2 separate regions of the Homo sapiens genome follow, and region 2 is linked to region 1. Evidence: chromatin loops called from intact Hi-C (ENCODE). Cell type or tissue: transverse colon. All regions are shown on one strand.

Region 1 (5,000 bases):
ATTTGTAATTTATTTTTCTGAAGGTCTTGATAATTTTGCCTTTGTCTTTGAACTGTAACAGTTCTACTAGGATATGTTTCAGGGATAATTATTCTGGTCTAATTTTCCCTGGTTCCTTGAAAACCTTTTCAATGTCTTTATGTACTTCTGGCTTGGATCAGAGTTCAAAATATGGTCTCTGGTCCATTGTTTTGTTTTTCTTCTTCAGAGACTCCAGTAATACGAAAATTGTTGCTTCTTTGCCTGTCTTCCATGTCCAATATTTTAAAACTATTTTTATTTTTCTTTGTCATTTTCTTTATTTTTTTAAGTTAATTTTTAAAATTTGAGCCTATTTTCATCCTCCCTGAATGTTAATCACTTTTCTTATCTCAGATCCATGCAAGGCTGGACTTAAATGCTTCTGGGCAGAAATCCGGAACAATAAGGAGGCTCATATTGTCAACTTTTCTACTCTCATCGTTCCTGTTACACAATGTCTGAAAGAAAACATTTCAAACATTACATCAAGTTCTTCATTTGTTTCTTCTGTGAGTACAATTACAGTATATCAATAAGACAATGAAAATAGACTTTTACTGATAAATTTCCCAAAGCGTGGCTGAATATAACTTCTCTGATGTATTTTCCAGTGATTATACTACTTTGGATTTTGCTTCCTTTTTAAGGATTCATTTACTTGATAATGAATCCCTAATCTAATTACATTTATTTATTTATAAATGTTATATGTTTTAATATTTGAATGCATTGCCTAGATTGCAGAACATATGTTAAATTAAAAACAAAAAAGGATTTGATGAAAATAAAATGTCTTCTTTTGGTTAAGTCACCTCTTAAGTTCCCTCTTAAGGTGCAGGAAGCTAGAAAGAGTATCATTTCCACCATGACGATGACAACAAAGATCAGTAAAATTTGTCAAATAATAACTTTTTCTGTACCAATCAGAGAGCTGAGGTTTGCAGGGCAACCCAACTGGCCTAAAATCCAAGGAAAGACTGGATCTTCTAAAAAGACATTGTCAAACCAAAAAATTGCAGCAGACAATGTTAAAAAGGGAAGGAAGACTATAATTGAGGCTATTACAACAGAAGAGAATCAAAGTCTAAGCCCAAACTCAACTGCACTGAAATAGAGGGCAGGAGGGTTTCTAAGTGCTGGAATAAGCAAGTAGAAAAGTCATAGGCTATCATGTTTGCTAATTGATTTCATCTGAAGGAAACACTAACTTCTCAAATCCTTATAACAGAAGGTAGTTTGCAACTTGAAATAATGGCATCCACTGAAGTTACTCCCCACCCTCCCACCCCGGCTGGGAGTTAGGAGTGCTACTATCTTCCTTGATGATTATTATTCAAAGGGAGGGCTCCCAGGTCCTTGAGAAATAATATTCCTGGGTTATAAAACTGGCAATATGCTTTTAAAAAGTGTTACACTTCAAAGAGACAGAGAAAGAATTTACAATTACAAGTAATTTGGAGTAAACGTCCTAAGAAAAGAGAGGTCAGAGGCCCAGTCAAGAAGAAAGCAATCTAAAGTTTTGTCAAGCTGAAGAGAATAGTAAGGCCACCTTGGTCAGATGGGATGTAAACACTGGCTTACCTAGGGCAGACCCAGAGTATCATAAAAGCTGGGAAGAATCAGGTAAAATGTTCAGTAAATTGCTGAAAGCCAAGCACAACCTAGAATGAGACTATGGAACCCCTATGAGTTGAAGATATGGAGGGAATTGTCATCCACCTGCAGGCTCTTCTCTTCCACCTGGTCCCACCCTTGACACATGGGGATTATTGGGATCACAATTCAAGGTAGATTTGGGTGGGGACACAGAGCCAAACCACATCAATAGCCAAAACCTAACAGGTGTGAGGTCATATCTCATTGTGGTTTTGATTTGCATTGCCCTGGTGATTAGTGATGTTGAGCATCTTTCATCTGTCTATTGGCCATTTGCACGTCTTCTTTGGGAAAATGTCTATCCAAGTCTTTTGCCCATTGTTTAATCAGGTTATGTTTTTTCACCATTGAGTTGTATGAGTTTCTTTCATATTTTGGATATTAGCCCCTTATTACGGTTAATGATATGATTTGCAAATATTTTCTTTCACTTTTTAGGTTGCCTCTTCATTTTGTTGATTTTTTTCCTTTGCTTTGCAGAAGTTGTTCAGTTTGATGTAGTTCCATTTGTCTGTTTTTATTTTTGTGGCTTGTGCTTCTGATTTTATTGCCAAGATCAATATCAAGGAGCTTTTTCTCTATGTTTTCTTTAGGAGTTTTGTGGTTTCAGGTCCTAGGTTTAAGACTTTAATCCATTTTTAGTTGATTTTTAGCTGCTACGGGGAACTTAATTAGTTGATTATGACAAAAGCAGCCATTTCTCATGAGAGGTGTTGTTTCATCTGCCTTTTTTGTCAGACCTTGCATCACCTCTCCTGCCAGGAAGGTTTCCTTACCAGGAAGCAGTTGAGCAAATGTAAAACTAAATCCCTTTACAGCAAACCAAGCATAAGATGGGTGAATAAAGAAGTGACACAGGAAATTATTTTGGCCTCCTATAGAAAATTGTGATAATTAAAAGAGGAATGAAATGTAATGCACATATATTCTTATTGATGATGGTTAGGATCCTTGTTTTCACTGAGCATGCATTATATGATTGGCACTCTGCTTGATGATGTAAACATAATAGATAGCAAATAGGAACCTGTACTAATAATTTTATTAATACATATTTGAATAGCATTTCACAGCTTTATAAACAGTTTGACATAAATTATTTCATTTCACCCTCAAAAACCCCTTTGGGTAAGTAGACTAATCGTTTTTCTCTTCATTCTAGCACATAATTGTTATTTGCTGAATAAATTTTGAATTTATTCAGAAATGACTCAACATAATTCAATGTTAAGGATTCTTATCCTTAGGTCACACAGCCTTTAAATTATCCAAATAAGTCTTATGTCCATATCACTGGGTTTCATGTTTTTTACATTCTTCAAATTTGTCTACACTTGTTCTAGTTCTTCAGAATATTGTTCCATTAGACCTATTCCTGACAATACTTTATATCTTTAGCTTCTAACATAATGCCAATGAAGGAATGAAAATAGTATATTTATGTGCGTAGAAGCCTCTTATCTTTTATTGGAAAAATGTCTCCATAAAAGAAATACATCAGAATACAGGGCAATGTGTAAGCCAGTCATATAAATAAATTCATTAAGTATTCTAATATGTTAAAAAGAATGCAATTAAATAAATGTGATAGTCAGACTCTTTTAAATGTCCCCCAAATATTTCCCACTTGATCCCCAGAACCTGTGAATGTGGTGAAGTATCACACCCATGCTTATGTCATGTGACCCTAAGATACAGATATTATCCAGGTGGGTCTGATATAATCACAGGAAGCCATAAAGACAGAGCTCTTTCTTCAGCTGATGGCAGAAGAGGAAGTCAAAGAGATTTCATGCAGGAGAAGGATTCACTGCACTATAGCTGGCTGAAAGCAGGCCACATGAGAAGGAATGCAAGCAGCTATAGGACCTGAGAGAGGCCCCCATTTGGTGACCAACAAAGAAATGGAGATCTCAGCCTACAGCTGCAAGGGATTGAATCTACTCACAAGCAGAATTGCCCTGGAAGAAGAGTTCCAGAGCCTCCAGATAAAAGCCCAGGCTGGCCAATACCTTGATTTTAGCCATGTAAGAGCCTAATAATAGAACCTAGTGAAGTGTGTCTGTATTTCTGACTTACAGGACTGTGAGATAAATAGACATTCTTTTATGCCACTGTATTTGTGATAAATTGCAGTAATGTAAAGCATAATAGCCGTGGCCAGAGTTTTCTATAATAGTGGCCAGAGTTTTCTATAAAAATAGAATAGCAGTGGCCAGAGTTTTCCATAAAATGTTCATGGGACTTGTTTTCCTAATGAAATCAGTGTTAACTCTAGTACTTATCTATTGCTATTGTAGCAAATTACCACAAACTTAGTGGCTTAAAACAATATGAATTTAGTAGCTTTACAGTACTGAAGGCCAAAAGTCACGAATGGGTCTCACTGAGCTAAAATCAGGCAGAGCTGTTTTCCTTTTTTGAAAGCTCTAAAGGAGTATCCACTTTTTTGCCTTTCCAGCTTCTAGAGACCAGCTGTCTGGCCTCTGGCCCCTTCCTCTATTTTCAAAGCCAGCAATGGCTTTTCAAGTCTTTCTCACATTGCATGATTCTGATACTGACATTTCTGCTTCCCTCTTCCACATAAGGAGCCCAGGTGATTACACTGAACCCATCCAGATAATACAAAGTAATGTCTCCATCTCAAAATCAGTGAAATAGCAATCTTAACTTTATCTGCTTAATTATTCTTTGCCATTTAAATCACATATTCACAGGTTCAGGGAATTAGAATGTAGACATCATTGTAAAACTATTATTTTGCCTATCAGATAATATGTTTTAAAAAAGATTTGTTGGTCAGGCAATGAATTGTGCAGAAACTAGCATTGATAAAATATTAACTGCATTTTTTTTTCACTTATGGGTGAGATATTTACTTTTGAGTAAATTTTTTTCCTCAAAAAGAAAAGTTTAAAAAGATGATGAGCCTTGGCAGTCCATGAAATATTTTGAATACTTACATGTACAAAGTTACATGCCAAAAATGTCCAAATTATTGAGAACTGTGATGGAGGAATTTATAGTAACAAGTATAATTTCTTACATGGTATAAATCTTTATTGTTTGAAAAATACTTTCCCAGATATTATCCCATTTATTTATTACATCTGTGAAGCTTTTGCCTATTCTCCTGGCCTGTGTTTCTCTCCTTTCTCAGAAGCGTTTTAAAGATATTCTTGTTAGAGCATTCATAAGAGTGTATTTTGATAATTCATTTAATATTTGTCATTAGTGCAGGGGTGTCTCCATCTCATGAATGCTTGGGTAGTATCTGGCGCCTTTGTCTGCTAATACATGTTACTGATAATGAATGTGTCTTG
Region 2 (5,000 bases), 240 kb after region 1:
TATTTCCCAAACCATACTTGCTTTATGTACAAGAGACTCAAGAATCCTGTGATTTCACGGGGGTCTGGTGTACATGTTTCAGCAGTTTTAATAACATTTGTCCTTCCATGGAGTACACATCTTAGCACAGAATGAGGAAACTTCATGGCAATGTGTTGTCATGGACAGCTTAAGCCATGGACAATAGGGGGAAGGTGGTAGATGATAAGCAGAAGTCATGTAGCACCAACAAGAACCCAGAGATACAAAATCAGATAGGTAGCAGCACCAGGTCCTGTCTGAGACAAAAGAGAATGGATCAGAAGTTGAAGAATACCCATAGTTAAGAGAATCTAGAAGTTTCTATATGGATTTGAGGACCTCTATTTTTTTTTTCTTCAAGCACATGGTAAACTCTCTCATGCACCTAACTATCAATTTGGGGGAAAAAAACGTGCATATTTTTGTGAGGTGTGAAATGTTTGAAAGACTGAATATTTATCCAAAAGAGATTGAGTCTTGCAACCCTAATAAAATAACTTATTCAAGCAAAGATCAACAGTGGACATTGAAACTATTAAGTGAAATGATGAGAGAGAGCGGGATAACTGCATGAATGCAAAACATGAACCCATAAAATATCTGGTTGCAAGGGGAAATGTAACTATACAAACTCTTTTTTTAGAATACCTCATTTATGGGGAAAAAGTCATAATTAAAATTTCAATTGCTTATTCTACAACTTACAAAATAATACTTTGATTTATAAAATGAGTTCGTTTTCATTATGTAAGTACAAATGGTAAAAAATAGTAATAATCAATCCGATATATCATACATATGCCTTTCAGAGAAACTCACATCCCTGTTGCATGGTTTACATCAGACATTTTACATCTCTTTACCAAAAAAGACCAGATTTTTAACTATATGTAGGTGTCTGCTTGCAGTTGCAATCTACCAGAAGCTGTGTCTATGTGACTACAACCCAGTTAGGCCTGAGGGAAAAAAAAAAAAAAACACAAGCTGTTTCTTCCTCTTAGGCTGTTTTAATAGCACTCCTGTGATAGGAATGGCCCTTCTAATGCTTCACTACACAACCTAATCAGGACTATGAGTCATGATGAATTAGACCCAGTACATCTTTCAACCCAGTCTACTTTGGTTCTGAACATATAGACACGAAACAGTGCAGATTTATTTATTTATTAATATAGCATTTTCCCACACCCTCACCCTTTAAGAATTTTAAACGAGAAAACTTCATCTAAACATTTTACTGCTTAAGAAGGCCTTACCACTGCAACATGTTTTGGCCATGAGACAATCATTTCCTAAATGGCATGTAAAGTCAACATGAAGCTTAGCAAAACCAATTAATTATTCAAGATATTAATGAGAAATTCTCACAAATTATATGTATTTAGGAAACTATTTTGCATCTTTAAACAATTGAAGGCTCACAAAAAATTTTTGTTTTGCATTTCTTTATAGAATATTTGATCAATGACAATTTTTTTACTAATATCTCTCTCTTCTCCTTAGCCCTTAATAGATACAGTCCATTCTATCTGGAAATAACAAAAACTTGATCAGATTATTAAGTCTTGGAGGCTTTTTCATTTTTACTGTATAAAGTGATAAGTTTCATGTTTATATTCTCTTATAAATGTAATATAACTGTTATGGATAGATATAAGGTTAGTGAAAGCAAACATGTCAACTCCAAAAAACATATATAAAAGGTGAATATGAAATTATAACACAATATTTTCTCCCAAATTATTGTAGCGTTTTCTACTAATTTAATAATGTGAACACTGCCAAAAAACAGGTTGGAAGTCGCCTAGGGAAACAGCCTCCTCCTCTGGAGTCCTTCTCGGCAGCGTCTTCTCCGGGTCTCCTCCCCAGCCAGGCGGATGTGGAAGTACCTGGGCTTGGCGCCTCCCAGGAGGTTGTCTTCGCCCTTCGGGCCGCAGCAGAAGGAGAAAGGACAGCCAATCAGGATAATTGTGGCCACCCACGGGAAGCCACGGGTCCAGTGACACATGTGATGTGACGGCGGGGTTGGCATGAAGATTGAAGGTATGGGTATACTTCACAGGGTTGATTACCAGGGAGATGACCTGCAACACAGCAGCCAGGGTAGGGAGGCCTCCAACTCACTCTTAGGAGGACTAGCGTCAGGGGTGCACAGAGGGCAAAGAAGGTGAGGATGAAACAGGTCACCAGCATGATACAGCCACAGAAGAGCATGGCAGCGGCTGCTCTTCCTCCTACGTACTCCACGAGGCTCTGGCAGCCATCCTGCGGGGGGCCTGCTGCCGCCATCCTGGGCATCGCCACGATGGTGAAGGCGATGGAGCTGAGCAGGGGCAGGGGCAAGGTCCAGAGCAGCAGCGCGGCAGGCCCACGTAGCGGCGCGAAGCGGAGGAGCACCGCCCGGAGAGGCTGCACAAACTCTGTAACATAGTAATCCACCTTAGCATCACGAACAGTGGGAAAACTGGAAGTCATGTGCCTTCTAACATAATGCGGTAGGAAGCACCCAGCATCATCCAACGTATTCTCTCTGAAAGAGTTTAACCCAAACGTTGGGTTATTCTACAGGATAATCCGCCTGGTGTCTTCAGCAGGTCAATCAATGGTATATCAAAAGAAAAACGTAGGACACTTCTAAATTTCAAAAAACCTTACAGGCTTAACAAAATTCAGTTGATGTCTTTGATTTGATCCTGCTTTGAACAAAGTCATACAAACACACATTGGGGACAATTAGAGGATTTAAAAAATAGACTGCATAGTGAGCCGAGATTGTGCTACTGCACTCCAGTCTGGGCGACAGAGCGAGACTCCGTCTCAAAAAAAATAAATAAATAAATAAAAAAGACTGTATATTAAGTGGTATTAAAATATTGTTACTTTTTAAGGTACAATAATCATAGAAAATATATAAAGAAAAAATCTGATTTTTAGAGATACATATAAAGTATTTAGGAGGTAAAATGGAATGACGTTTGTGATTAACTTTCTAAAAATAGAGTAAGAAAAAAGGAAAAACTAACTTGCCAAATGCTACTGATTATTAAATTATGTGATTGGTAATTAGGGTTTATACTGTTTCTTCTACTTTTATCTTAATTTTGAAAAGTAATGTACACCGAGACAGTTCAGATAATAGAGAGTGTTTAAAGTTAGTTTACCTATTTGTGTATTTGTTTTGTTACCACATAGTAGGTAAGGGCTAATAAGAAAAATTAGATCAGTTACACACACACACAAAAGAACTGATTTCTTTTGGATGAGTGTGAGTTCTGCATCTTATAGAATTAATGCTGATAACAGTGAAGAGACACACACACTATATGATACGTAGATACCAATTTAGCCCTATGCTTTCTAAGACTCCTATGTCTCTTGAGAAGAACCTCCTCCTAGCATCTTCTCTGATTTATTCTGCATCATTCACTTCCATCTTCACTCCCTATAAATATCTCAATAGGGTGCCCCTTGGGCACCTCAAACCCCAGGAGTTTAAAATGAAATCCAACATAATTATCTCTACTAATCAAATCTTATTAATTTGTAAGATGGTGTATTAAATGACCAGCATGGCATTTGAAATATAGTAAGTTCCTAATAAGTAGTAGTTGCATTATTATTTTAATTATTGATCTCCTTATTGATTAACCCCATTAACTTATTTTATTTCCCTCAACATTCAATTTGATTCTCCACAATGCTTGCCACACATATATCAGGCTATTTTTCCCTTTCCATTTTTACTACCATTATAAGTGGTACATCATGGTAAGAATATACCACCGTCACATACTCATCAGTTCTCATCTATTATTTCTGAATTATTTCAAGTATATTTTACCTTGGATTCATACCATTCATGGCATGGTATAATGGAACTTGGTACAGTGCCTAAGAGCTTGGGCTGTGGAGTTAAGTTGTCTCAATTCAATCCCGACCCTATTATTTTTAGCCGGGCACTAGCTAATTGTTTAACTATTACCTCATCTGCAATGTGGCTGTACTAATAGTGCCTATTAAATTGAGTTATACATATACATCACTTAAAACTGAGTCTGATACATTGTAGGGACTTTAAATAGCTTCCAGAAATAGAATTAATGGTTAAAATGGACCATGAAACACTAATCTACTTTCTTAATTTTAGATATTTATGCAGTTAGCTATTTTTAAAATGTGGCTGTAATGAAAATTTTTGCAACTAAGAATTAGATGCTCAGCTCAAATTTTTATGCCTTGTAAGTAGGTTGTACCAATTTACATATCTGCTTGCAGTTTATAAGAATGTCCATTTCCAAAGAAATTTGCCAAGTTATAATTTTTATTCCTTTAATATTTGACAGATTGATAAACATTTCATTGCTTAAATTTTAATTTCCTAAATTTACAGAGACCTGTATACATTGGAAATTTAATTTTGTGCTGTATAATTCAAATCCCGGATTACAAATAAGAAACTACGGCTGAGAAAGGTGAAGTTACTTGCCAAATGTCACGCAGTAATTTACTCTTCAATCCAGGAAAATGATTCAAGTCTTCCTCCTCCAATCTCATTTGCGTTCTTCACAGGTCATGCTGCTATTGTCAATTATATTTGGATTTAATAATTTTACATTCCCAACATTATGCTGAGCATTTTCAGAGAAGAGTCTACATTTTCTGCTAGCGCTTCCCCCAGTGCTTTGCATAGAGCACTTTTCAAGTAGACATCTATTAAATGATTACATAAATATATGAATCACATGTCAAATAAATAGGAACAAAGGAAATTACTGAGAAGTATTAAGCAAGCCACGTATTTTAACATTTTTATGATATGTTTGTCGCTATGAAGCCACAACATTAATCCACAGATATGTAGAACAGTTTCGTATAGAACAAAATAAAAGGCAGGAATGGGATTTTGAAGATTAACCTGAGGTGGATAGGGAGTCAAAAATTAAGAGCCTTGCTTAGAGAAACATAAACGTGAGCCTGTA

Evidence for each region. Hi-C counts contacts between places; a loop is a spot of excess contacts. Peaks named below come from ENCODE experiments on the same cell type or tissue, not always from the same donor. Only the 100,000 strongest peaks of a DNase experiment are listed, where the experiment ranks them.
Region 2: a loop joins it to region 1, with 5 times the contacts of the local background. A loop is called at or near these places in 1 of 110 quality-filtered maps.

The regions. Positions count from the first base shown.
Region 1 is chr3:191,712,078-191,717,077 of GRCh38, forward strand. No RefSeq gene overlaps it. Among named protein-coding and RNA genes, the nearest start is that of PYDC2, 250 kb to the left of the region's middle. In transverse colon, no CTCF peak of the experiment used is centred here; no DNase peak of the experiment used is centred here.
Region 2 is chr3:191,950,456-191,955,455 of GRCh38, forward strand. It overlaps the pseudogene LOC100129725. Among named protein-coding and RNA genes, the nearest start is that of FGF12-AS1, 290 kb to the right of the region's middle. In transverse colon, no CTCF peak of the experiment used is centred here; a DNase peak (open chromatin) is centred at 2,076.